Linked DNA regions of Homo sapiens: region 1 is linked to region 2. The links are chromatin loops, found by intact Hi-C in ENCODE. Cell type or tissue: natural killer cell. All regions are shown on one strand. Each heading gives the region's core, and the rest is flanking DNA. Links, peaks and the distances in the headings are about the cores only. Region 1 overlaps KCMF1 (potassium channel modulatory factor 1). Region 2 has its middle 31 kb from the start of KCMF1.

What was found. Hi-C counts contacts between places; a loop is a spot of excess contacts. Peaks named below come from ENCODE experiments on the same cell type or tissue, not always from the same donor. Only the 100,000 strongest peaks of a DNase experiment are listed, where the experiment ranks them.
Region 1: a loop joins it to region 2, with 6 times the contacts of the local background. A loop is called at or near these places in 47 of 110 quality-filtered maps.

What each region holds. Positions count from the first base shown.
Region 1 is chr2:85,001,720-85,007,098 of GRCh38, forward strand. All of the region lies in intron 1 of KCMF1 (potassium channel modulatory factor 1), which reads left to right. Among named protein-coding and RNA genes, the nearest start is that of KCMF1, 33 kb to the left of the region's middle. In natural killer cell, for the core only: no CTCF peak of the experiment used is centred there; no DNase peak of the experiment used is centred there; H3K27ac peaks cover 424 bases.
Region 2 is chr2:84,937,804-84,943,182 of GRCh38, forward strand. No RefSeq gene overlaps it. Among named protein-coding and RNA genes, the nearest start is that of KCMF1, 31 kb to the right of the region's middle. RefSeq lists an enhancer at 1,706-2,215. In natural killer cell, for the core only: no CTCF peak of the experiment used is centred there; DNase peaks (open chromatin) are centred at 578, 938 and 2,018; H3K4me3 peaks cover 1,045 bases; H3K27ac peaks cover 2,162 bases.

The DNA.
Region 1 (5,379 bases), core at 303-5,302, 64 kb after region 2:
TAAATTTATTTTACTGAGTTACAACCTGTAGTTTGAAAAACACACGATCACATGTTGCCTAGCAACATAGATACATTCTGAGATCCATTGTTAAACAATTTCATAATCGTGTGAATATCATAGTGTACTAACACAAACCCCTACTGTACACCTAGGCTATATGGATAGCTTGTTGTTTATCTAAGCTAGAAACCTGCATAATATGTTGCTGTACTCAATACTGTAGGCAGTTATAACACAATGCTATTTGTGGTTCTAAACATACCTAAACATAAAAAAGGTATCAGTAAAAATAAACTTGTGGGACCACCATCATATATGCAGTCCTTCATTGACCTAACCATGGTAGGCTTTGGCATCCTCCTCAAAACAGGTAGAAGAATTGATTATATTAATAACATTATTGCAAATACAAAATTGTTACTTTCCTAGTAGTGATGGATCTACTTCAGTTAGCTTTGTTCTTTACATTCTGGTTTTCAGTCTCCAGTATAAATATTAATGGCCCTACTAAATTCATTTAACCTCCAGTTTAGATGGTACCAGTGTCCTATGAAATATGCAGAAACCCTTTCAAAAGCATTTCAGTTTGTCTTTTAATCTTTGACCATAACGCATGCATTGACAGAGCATTCACTGTACCATCAGAGAATCATCCTTTGAACCACCTGCCTCCTTGTTAGCTTACTTTTTAAAAATAAACTTTTATTTTGGGATAATTTTTGATTTACAGAAAAGTTGCAAAGGTAGTATAGAGACTTCCCATATATTCCTTACCTGGTTTTTCCTAATGTTAATAGTTTGCATTACATTGGTACATTTGGCAAAACTAAGAAACCAACACTAGTACATTATTACTAATAAAGCTCCTGACTTTATTGAGGTCTTAACTGTGTTTTTTTTTTTTCACTAATATCCCTTTTCTGTGTGGGATCCAGGATACCAGGTTGCATTTAGTGTCTCCTGGTTTTGACCTTAGTAGCTACAGAGAACTGAGTGTACTGCCTCTTTGTGATAGCTCTGTATGGAGCTGTGGCATCCCCTCAGTGTTGCCTGTTCCCAGCTCTTTTGCTGAACAGCCCATTTTGTCCTTTAGTAATTTCTCTTGGTGTAGTTTCTAGATACTTTGCCATTCTGTCTATATACTATATATACTAACTATATAACTATATATACTACTGTACTTGTTTCCCATTTTAAAACAAGACACACAGAACTGAATGTAGTTCTTCACATATGGTCTGGCAGAGTAAAATGTTGTAGATATATCACAGTTATGAATCTTGTATGGTTATTAATGCAATCTAAGCTTGCTTGTTTATTTGCTGGCATTTTTAGCAACTGCATCTCATCTTGGGCTAATATTGACGCTAAGGTTTTGCTTAGTTAATTAATCCAGGATTTCTTATCACATGAATTGTTTTATCCAAAGGCAAAACTTTGTACGAAGTCCTTTTAAAATTCATCTTGTTGGCCGGGCGCGGTGGCTCACGCCTGTAATCCCAGCACTTTGGGAGGCCAAGGCGGGCAGATAACGAGGTCAGGAGATTGAGACCATTCTGGCTAACACGGTGAAACCCCGTCTCTACTAAAAAAAAGAAAAAAAAAATTAGCCAGGCGTGGTGGCGGGCACCTGTAGTCCTAGCTACTCGGGAGGCTGAGGCAGGAGAATGGTGCAAACCCTGGAGGCATAGCTTGCAGTGAGCCAAGATCGTGCCAGTGCACTCCAGCCTGGGCGACAGAGTGAGACTCCGTCTCAAAAAAAAAAATAAGTCTTGTTTTACATACCCGTTTGCCTCGCTTCAATCTCTGTTCTGTCATCTAGTATTTTAACTGTTTGTTTTATGCACAAGCTTATAAATGTTTGCTGTCATTTTATTTTTTTTATTTTTAATTTTTTGTTTGTTTGTTTTAAATAGAAACCGGGTCTCCCGATGTTACCCAGGTGGATCTCAAACTCCTGGGCTCTAGGAATCCTCCTGCCTAGGATTACAGGCGTGAGCTACCACACCTGGCCTACTGTCATTTTCTAAGTCACTAATAAAAACATATATAAAATAGGGTCAAGTACAGGACCTTACAGGCCCAAGATAACTGGGCAAATGAAAGAAGATGTAGCAAGCATGTAATTGTGTGAGGAAGCTAAAAAGGGTTAGCATAGGGTAAAGGCCCTGGTTCTGCCTTACAGTAGTCACCCTTTATCTGAGGGGGGACATTTTTCCAAGACCACCCAGTGGATGCCTGAACCTGTGGATAGTACTGAACCCTATGTATCCTGTTATTCATCTGATAACCAGCTGCTAAGTGACTAGTGGGCAGGTATACAGCACAGATACGCCAAGCAAAGGGATGATTCACCTCCGAGTGGGACAGTGCATGATGTCATCACACTATTCAAAACAGTAGGTAGTTTAAAACTTATGAATTGTTTGTCTCTGGAATTTTCCATTTAATATTTTCAGACCACTGTTGACCACGGATAACTGAAACCTCAGAAAGCAAAACTTTGGGGCGGGGCGTGGTGGCTCACACCTGTAATCCCAGCACTTTGGGAGGCCAAGGCGGGCAGATCACGATGTCAGGAGATTGAGACTATCCTGGCTAACATGGTGAAAACCTGCCTCTACTAAAAGTACAAAAAATTAGGCAGGCATGGTGGCGGGCACCTTGTAGTCCCAGCTACTCTGGAGGCTGAGGCAGGAGAATGGCGTGAACCCAGGAGGTGGAGTTTGCAGTGAGCCGAGATCGCGCCACTGCACTCCAGCCTGGGCGACAGAGCAAGACTCCATCTCAAAAAAAAATAATAATAAAAAAAAAGAGAAAGCAAAACTTTGGGTTGGGAGGACTGCAGTATATTCTGACCTGTGGGTGGTGCCTAAGCTAGAACTCTTGCAGAGTGTGAGAACAACTGAATTTTTTGGAGGGGGGCAGGTGGGCACAGGGTCTGTCTTAACTGAGAATGAAGCCAGTTGTGATTCGTAGGATTGTTTGCTTACCCTTTATATTACCGGTCATGCCTCAGTCTTCTATCTTGAGATTTTCATGAGTCTTGCTTGAACTAGGCCTTTTTATGAATGACACTGAAAATTTTGGAGGACTGTAGGCCTATTTATTTATTTATTTATTTATTTTTGAGATGGAGTTTCACTCTTGTCGCCCAGGCTGGAGTGCAGTGGCACAATTTCAGCTCACTGCAACCTCCGCCTCCCGGATTCAAGTGATTCTCCTGCCTCAGCCTCTCAAGTAGCTGGGATTCAGCTCACTCCAGCCTCCGCCTCCCAGGTTCAAGTGATTCTTCTGCCTCAGCCTCCCAAGTAGCTGGGATTACGGGCACCTGCCACCGTGCCCAGCTAATTTCTGTATTTTTAGTAGAGACAGGGTTTCACCACGTTGGCCAGGCTGGTCTTGAACTCCTGACCTCACAAGATCCACCCGCCTCAGCCTCCCAAAGTGCTGGCATTACAGGCATGAGCCGCCGTGCCTGGCCTAAATTTTTATTTTTAATTGACACATCATAATTATACGTATTTCTAGGGTACGTACATGGTGATATTTTGCTTTTTTATTTATTTATTTATTTTTTTTTTGAGACAGAGTCTCACACTGTCTCCCAGGCTGGAGTGCAGTGGCACGATCTCAGCTCACTGCAAGCTCCGCCTATTGGGGTCATGCCATTCTCCTCCCTCAGCCTCCTGAGTAGCTGGGACTACAGGCGCCCACCACCACACCCAACTAATTTTTTGTATTTTTAGTAGAGACAGGGTTTCACCGTGTTAGCCAGGATGGTCTCGAACTCCTGACCTCAGATGATCCACCTGCCTCGGCCTCCCAAAGTGCTGGGATTACAGGCATGAGCCACTGTGCCTGGCCTAACTTTTTTTATTTTTAATTGACACGTGATAATTATACATATTTCTAGGGTACATGGTGATACTTTGCTTTTTTATTTTTTTATTTTTATTTTTTAATAAACTAGAGATGAGGTCTCACTATGTTTCCCAGGATGTTCTCAAACCCTGGCCTTAAATGGTCTTCCCATCTTGGCCTCACAAAATGCTGGGATTATAGGCATAAGCCACCACACCCAGCCCATAGTGATATTTCAGTAAATACATATAGTGTGTAATGACCAGATCTGGGTAATTAGCTTATCTATCACCTCAAACATTTATCACTCATTTGTGTTAAGAGCATTCAAAATCCTCTCTTCCAGCTATTTGAAAATATACAATAAATTATTGTTAACTAAGCATACTTCTTTTATTTACCAAGCATGTATTTGAATGACATACTTCCTCTTCAGTAATGCCTGGTCACATATCAGTTCCTATTTTTCTATTTTTTTTCCCCTCCTACTGGTCTTTTTCTTAATGTTTAGGAGCCCATTGTTATATTTGTTACCGATATTTCTCCCTACTTGTTGTCATTTGAGTTTGTTTATGGAACCTTTTGCCAATATTAAAGTGTTATACTTATTTATGATCAAATTTACAGTGTGCTCCACCCTCCCCTATTTATAGTTTCACTTTCCTTATATTGCTTAGAAAGGCCTTACCCACTAAATATTCTCATTTTCTTTTTTTTTTTTTTTTTTTTTTTGAGATGGAGTCTCGCACTCTCACCCAGGCTGGAGTGCAGTGGCGCCATCTCGGCTCACTGCAAGCTCTGCCTCTCAGGTTCACGCCATTCTCCTGCCTCAGCCTCCCGAGTAGCTGGGACTACAGGCGCCCGCCACCATGCCCGGCTAATTTTTTGTATTTTTAGTAGAGACAGGGTTTCACCGTATTAGGCAGGATGATCTCGATCTTCTGACCTTGTGATCCACCACCTTGGTCTCCCAAAGTGCTGGGATTACAGGCGTGAGCCACCGCGCCCGGCCCTCATTTTCTTTTAAGAAGTTTATGTCTTTTTAAAAAAAATCTAAATAATATTTGCCATTTTAAAGACATATGGCCAGCCAGTTCTTTTCTTTGAGAATGGAATTTTTATGTATGTGTGTGAAATGTGTCATAACATTTAGAAGAGTGTACAAAAGTATGTATCTAGTAAAAAGAGAATAAAACCAACGTCCACACATCCACTACTCATATTAAGAAATAGAACATCTCGGCCAGGCGCGGTGCTCATGCCTGTAATCCCAGCACTTACGGAGGCCAAGGCAGGTGGATCATCTGAGGTCGGGAGTTTGAGACCAGGCTGACCAACATGGAGAAACCCCATCTCCACTAAAAATACAAAATTAGCCAGGCACATGCCTGTAATCCCAGCCACTCAGGAAGGCTGAGGCAGGAGAATCGCTTGGACCCGGGAGCCAGAGGTTGCAGTGAGTCGAGATCGCACCACTGCACTCCAGCCTGGGCAACAAGAGCAAAACTCAGT
Region 2 (5,379 bases), core at 129-5,128:
CTGAGTGACAGACTCCGTCTCAAAAAAAAAAAAAAAAAAAATTTAGAGTTTAGCCAGACACAGTGGCTCACACCTGTAATCCCAGCATTTTGGGAGGCTGAGGCCGGTAGATCGCCTGAAGTCAGGAGTTCGAGAACAGCCTGGGCAACATAGTGTAACCCCATCTCTACTAAAAATACAAAAAATTAGCTGGGCGTGGTGGTGGGCCCCTGTAATCCCAGCTACTTGGGAGGCTGAGGGAGGAAAATCACTTGAACCCGGGAGGCAGAGGTTGCAGTGAGCCGAGATCGCACCATTGCACTCCAGCCTGGGCAACAAGAGTGAAACTCCATCTCAAAAAGAAAAAAGAAAAAAAGAAAAAAAAAATTCAGAGCTTAAAGAATTCAATGCTTGCCAGAGCTGGGCCGTATATTTGACTCAAAGTTTCCTAGCAGCCTGTGTGAAAAGGGAAATCTGATTAGTTATGCAGTTTACAATAACTATGTGATAAAGGCAAACTCTTGGCCGGGCATGGTGACTCACACCTGTAATCCCAGCACTTTGGGAGGTCCATGTGAGAGTCCAAGAGTTCAAGACCAGCTTGGGCAACATAGTAAGACCCCACCTCTACAAAAAATTTTAAAAATTAGCAGGGTGTGGTGGCACACGCCTGTGGTCAGCTACTCAGGAGGCTGAAGTGGGAGGATGCCTCATGAGCTGTGGTCACACCACTGCACTCCAGCCTGGGAGACAGAATGAGACCCTGTCTCAAAGAAAAAAAAAAAAAGGCACACTCCTGAATCTAAAGAAGTACAACTCTTTTTTATATAAGACCAGAAAAAAAATAATAAAACTCTATCCTGGAGTTTCTTATAAAGATGACACGTGTGATTTATTACTCATTTAAAAAGTGAAACCAGAGGAGAAACATCCTGAGGTAAGACTTTAACTGAACCCTTATGTGGTATAACAGACCTTATTTTTCATTTCATCACGCTACATGCTAAGTTAGAAACAAGTTCCCATGCATGTTAGGGTACATTTATATTTATGCCACAGTGTCAGAGTCTACACAGTTATTTTTTTCTTTTTTTTTTTTTTTTTTTGAGACGGAGTTTCACTCTTGTTGCCCAGGCTGGAGTGCAATGGCACAATCTCGGCTCACTGTAACCTCCTCCTCCCGGGTTCAAGCAATTCTTTTGCCTCAGCCTACTGAGTAGGGATGCCCGCCACCATGCCCAGCTAATTTTTGCATTTTTAGTAGAGATGGGGGTTTCACCGTGTTAGCCAGGCTGGTCTCAAACTCCTGACCTCAGGTGATCCGCCCACCTCGGCCTCCCAAAGTGCTGGGATTACAGGCATGAGCCACCTCACCCAGCCGTGTCCACAGTTTTCTAGTTTGCTGAGCTGCGGACCCACCAGCAGGTCTGCAGGGAAGGGATGTTCCTGGTAGAGCTCCTTAGGCCTCCCTCAGATCCATGGGATGCACTGGGACTGTTCCTTTAGCTACACAGATACATGACCATGTTCATCCTCTGCAGTTATTTAGTTATTACCCCAATCTTTCAGTGAAGTCTCTGCTAGACAAATGGAGTTGTAAGGTGACCTTGGTGTGACGGCAGGGGTAGTGATTATGATGGTGGTGATGTGAAAGGGTAGTGGTGAAAGTGAAGGGGATGAGGGTAGGGGTGGGGGGTGGTTACTTAAGGCTGCAGTCTGCAGTCTACTGCCGTGGCTGCTGAGAACAGTCTCTATTTGTCTGCCGTCAGTCTATCCAGATCCTTCTACCTGGGGGAAGATCTGGACTGGCCAAGCCTGGTCACATGGCAGCAACCAGGTTGCAACCAACAAAATTTCCTCTCTGGAGGGAAAATTAATCTAGATTTAGAAACTGCCAAGAGCTGGGTTTCTCAAGCCACCTTGGCCTTGAACTTCCTCCAAGGGCGGTCATCAGCAAGGGTGTAAGAGGTACTTGGGAGCCTGCAGTTGGTGGAGCTGAGATGGGTGTGGAGACCCCGCCTTTGTGATGGCCTGCAGGTTTCAGTTTTAAGCACGTGGCTTTAAAGGGGACTTTCCCCACCAGAGGAGGAAGAACTGACAATTGGAACAGCCCCTGAGCTTAACAAACTTTGCTGAAAGCAGCTACAATTGTCAAGCAATAAAGACTGAGATGGTAGAGTGTCCACACAGCTGCCGGCCGCTAGAGCCAAGACTGAAATCCAGAACCTTAGCCTGACCAAACCGGGAGTTCGTGAAAGCACAAAGCCTTCTGTGGGAAGGAGAAGGGAAATGAAAGCTAATATTAGGCTAAGCAGTTGTTGATAACGTTAAAAGTTTATGCCAAGTCAATGTGAAGAAAGAAATGACCAAAGATGGGCTTTCTGGTGGAGGAGATAAAGGATCATTGAGATGAAATGAGACCAGCATACCTTCCCTGAGATGCAAATTGCCCTCACCCCCCAATCTCAGCTAGGGAGACTGGGGGAGGGAGCTCTTTAAAAAATCAGGCCAGGCACAGTGGCTTGCTCCTGTAATCTCAGCACTTTGGGAGGCCTAGGTGGGCGGATCACTTGAAGTTAGGAGTTTGAGACCAGCCTGGCCAACATGGTGAAACCCTGTCTCTACTAAGAATACAAAAATTAGCAGGGTGTGGTGGCGCATACCTGAAATCCCAGCCTGTGCAACATGGCGAAACCCCGTCTCTACTAAAAATAGAAAAATTAGCCAGGCACCTATAATCCCAGCTACTTGGGAGGCTGAGGCATAAGAATCACTTGAACCCAGGAGGCGGAGCTTGCAGTGAGCCGAGATGGCACCACTGCACTCCAGCCTAGGCAACAGAGCGAGACTCCGTCTCAAAAAAATAATAAATAAGTAAATAAATAAACAAAACATAATAAGTTCAAAATTCCAATGGTAAAAAGAATACACAGTGGAGTTTCCCACTCTGGGACACCCAGTTCCCTTCCCCAGAGGATCTACTGGTTTCTTTTGTTTCCTTCCAGAGCTAGTTTATACATATACAAATTATATGAGTGTGTATGCATATATATACTTTTTTCCTTTTTTTCCTACAAAAGGCAGCATATTATTAATATAACAGGGTTCAGATACATGCTTTTTCATATATCAGGATATCTTGGAATGATCCAGATCAGTACCTAAAGAGGTTCCTCTTTTTTTTATAGTTGCATAGTATTTCTTTATGCAGTTGCACCATCATTGTTATTTATGTTGAGCACAGAGGTTACTTCCAGTCTTAGTTATTACCAACAGTGCTGCCATGCAACACCTTATACAAATGTAATTTCATACACATGCAAGGAAAGAAGCAGTCCTAGAAGAGAAAATGGTGGCAAAATTTTGTTAGTTATTGCCAAATTGCCCTCCATAAAATTTACACCAACTTTACCCTCCCATTTGCAATACAGGGCGGTGCTCCAGGTGTGAATGGAGACGACTTCGAGCTCACTGTGCTGAGAAACTGCTTTTCAGAGGGCTTCTACAGAGCCCACAGGTGAGTGAGCCCCTGGAGGAGGGGGCAGCTCTCTCCTTCCAAAGCTCTTCCTTTATACCTTTCTCATCTGAAGTTATGAAATTCACCATGGTCATTTGTTTAGTCACTCTCCCCACTCTGGCTGTGAACTTCTTAGGAGCTAAGATTTGGCTTTATTGGCCAGTGTGGTGGCTCACGCTGTAATCCCAGCACTTTAGAAAGCCGAGGTGGGTGGATTGCTTGGGCTCAGGAGTTGGAGACCAGCCTGGGCAACATGGCAAAACCCCATCTCCACAAAAAATATAAAAATTAGTCAGGTGTGGTGGCTCACACCTGTAGTGCCAGCTACTCGGAAGGCTGAGGCAGGAGGATCACTTGAGCCCAGGAGGCTGGGGTTGCAGTGAGCCAAGATCGTACCACTGCACTCCAGCCTGGGTGACAGAGGGAGACCATGTCTCAAGAAAAACAAAAACAAAAACAAAAGATTAGGCCTTTATTCACCTTTACACCTGTAGTGTCTGGCCCAGAGCTCTTAGATGATCAACAAGGGTTTTATTAGATGAGTGAAAAAAATTAATAAATTGGGCCAGGTGTGGTGGCTCACGCCAGTAATCCTAGCACTTTGGGAGGCCAAGTTGAGACAATCATCTGAAGTCAGGAGTTCAAGACCAGCCTGGCCAACATGGCAAAATCCTGTCTTTACTAAAAATACAAAAATTAGCCAGGTGTGGTGGTGCGTGCCTGTAATCCTAGCTACTTGGGAGGCTGAGACAGGACAATCTCTGGAACCCGGGAGGCGGAGGTTGCAGTGAGCTGAGATCATGCCACTGCACTCCAGCCTGGGCCACAGATTGAGACTCCGTCTCAAGGAAAAAAAAAATGATAAATTGGGCTTCTAGGTTCAATCTCAGGAAAACAACTGGAAACTATATACTGTAAGGACTAAGGCTATAATCACCTTAAGAGATTTCATGACTCTGCAACTTCCCCATGTGTGGGATTTTTGTCTTCTCACCTGTATTTCCCTAGACAGACTAGTAATTAAACATCTAAAACAAAAAGGGTCAGTGCCCTGTAAGCGTGTAGAGTATCCTGACTCAGCCAGCAGGTATCTTCCGCTCACTGGGCCCACACTGGCCACAAGGCCAGGACATAGCTTCTGTCTCAGAATCCTAGTCATGGCTCTGTGGTGCCATCTTTTTAGAAGTAGAAGTATTTCTTGAGGGCTACAATGTGCCAGGCACTGGACTGGTGGTCTGAGCTCCATCTGCATAGGGGAGGGATTTCAGAGCATTGCCCCTTAAAGTGAATACTTGTTGCTTGTTCCCCACCCCTCTTTCTCCAGCACAAGACCCTGCTGCAGGTTCCTGACCTCAGAGATCCATTCAGGGGCCAGCAAATGACCCTACTGGCCCCATCAGAGTGACTCTCAGCACTGCTGCAGGCACCTGTGGATAAAAGGCTTGCCCTTTTTGGCTTGACTTGATCTGGAAAGGAATGAGTTGGAACTACTATTACCATTTTTTTTTTAGATGGAGTCTCGCTCTGTTGCCCAGGCTGGAATGCAGTGGTGTGATCTCAGCTCACCAACCTCTGCCTCCCGGGCTCAAGCGATTCTGGTGCCTCAGCCTCCTGAGTAGCTGGGATTACAGGCGTCCACCACCACGCCCGGCTAATTTTTGTATTTTTAGTAGGAGATGGGGCTTTACCACGTTGGCCAGACTGGTCTTGAACTGCTGACCTCAAGTGATCAGCCTGCCTCGGCCTCCTAAAGTGCTGGGATTACAGGCGTGAGCCACTGCACCTGGCCTACTATCACCATTTTTTGCCACCACACAGAGAACCCCCCCAAGAATAGAGCTGAGAGATAGGAAGTGAGACTGAATCATCAGGGAGTGAAATCA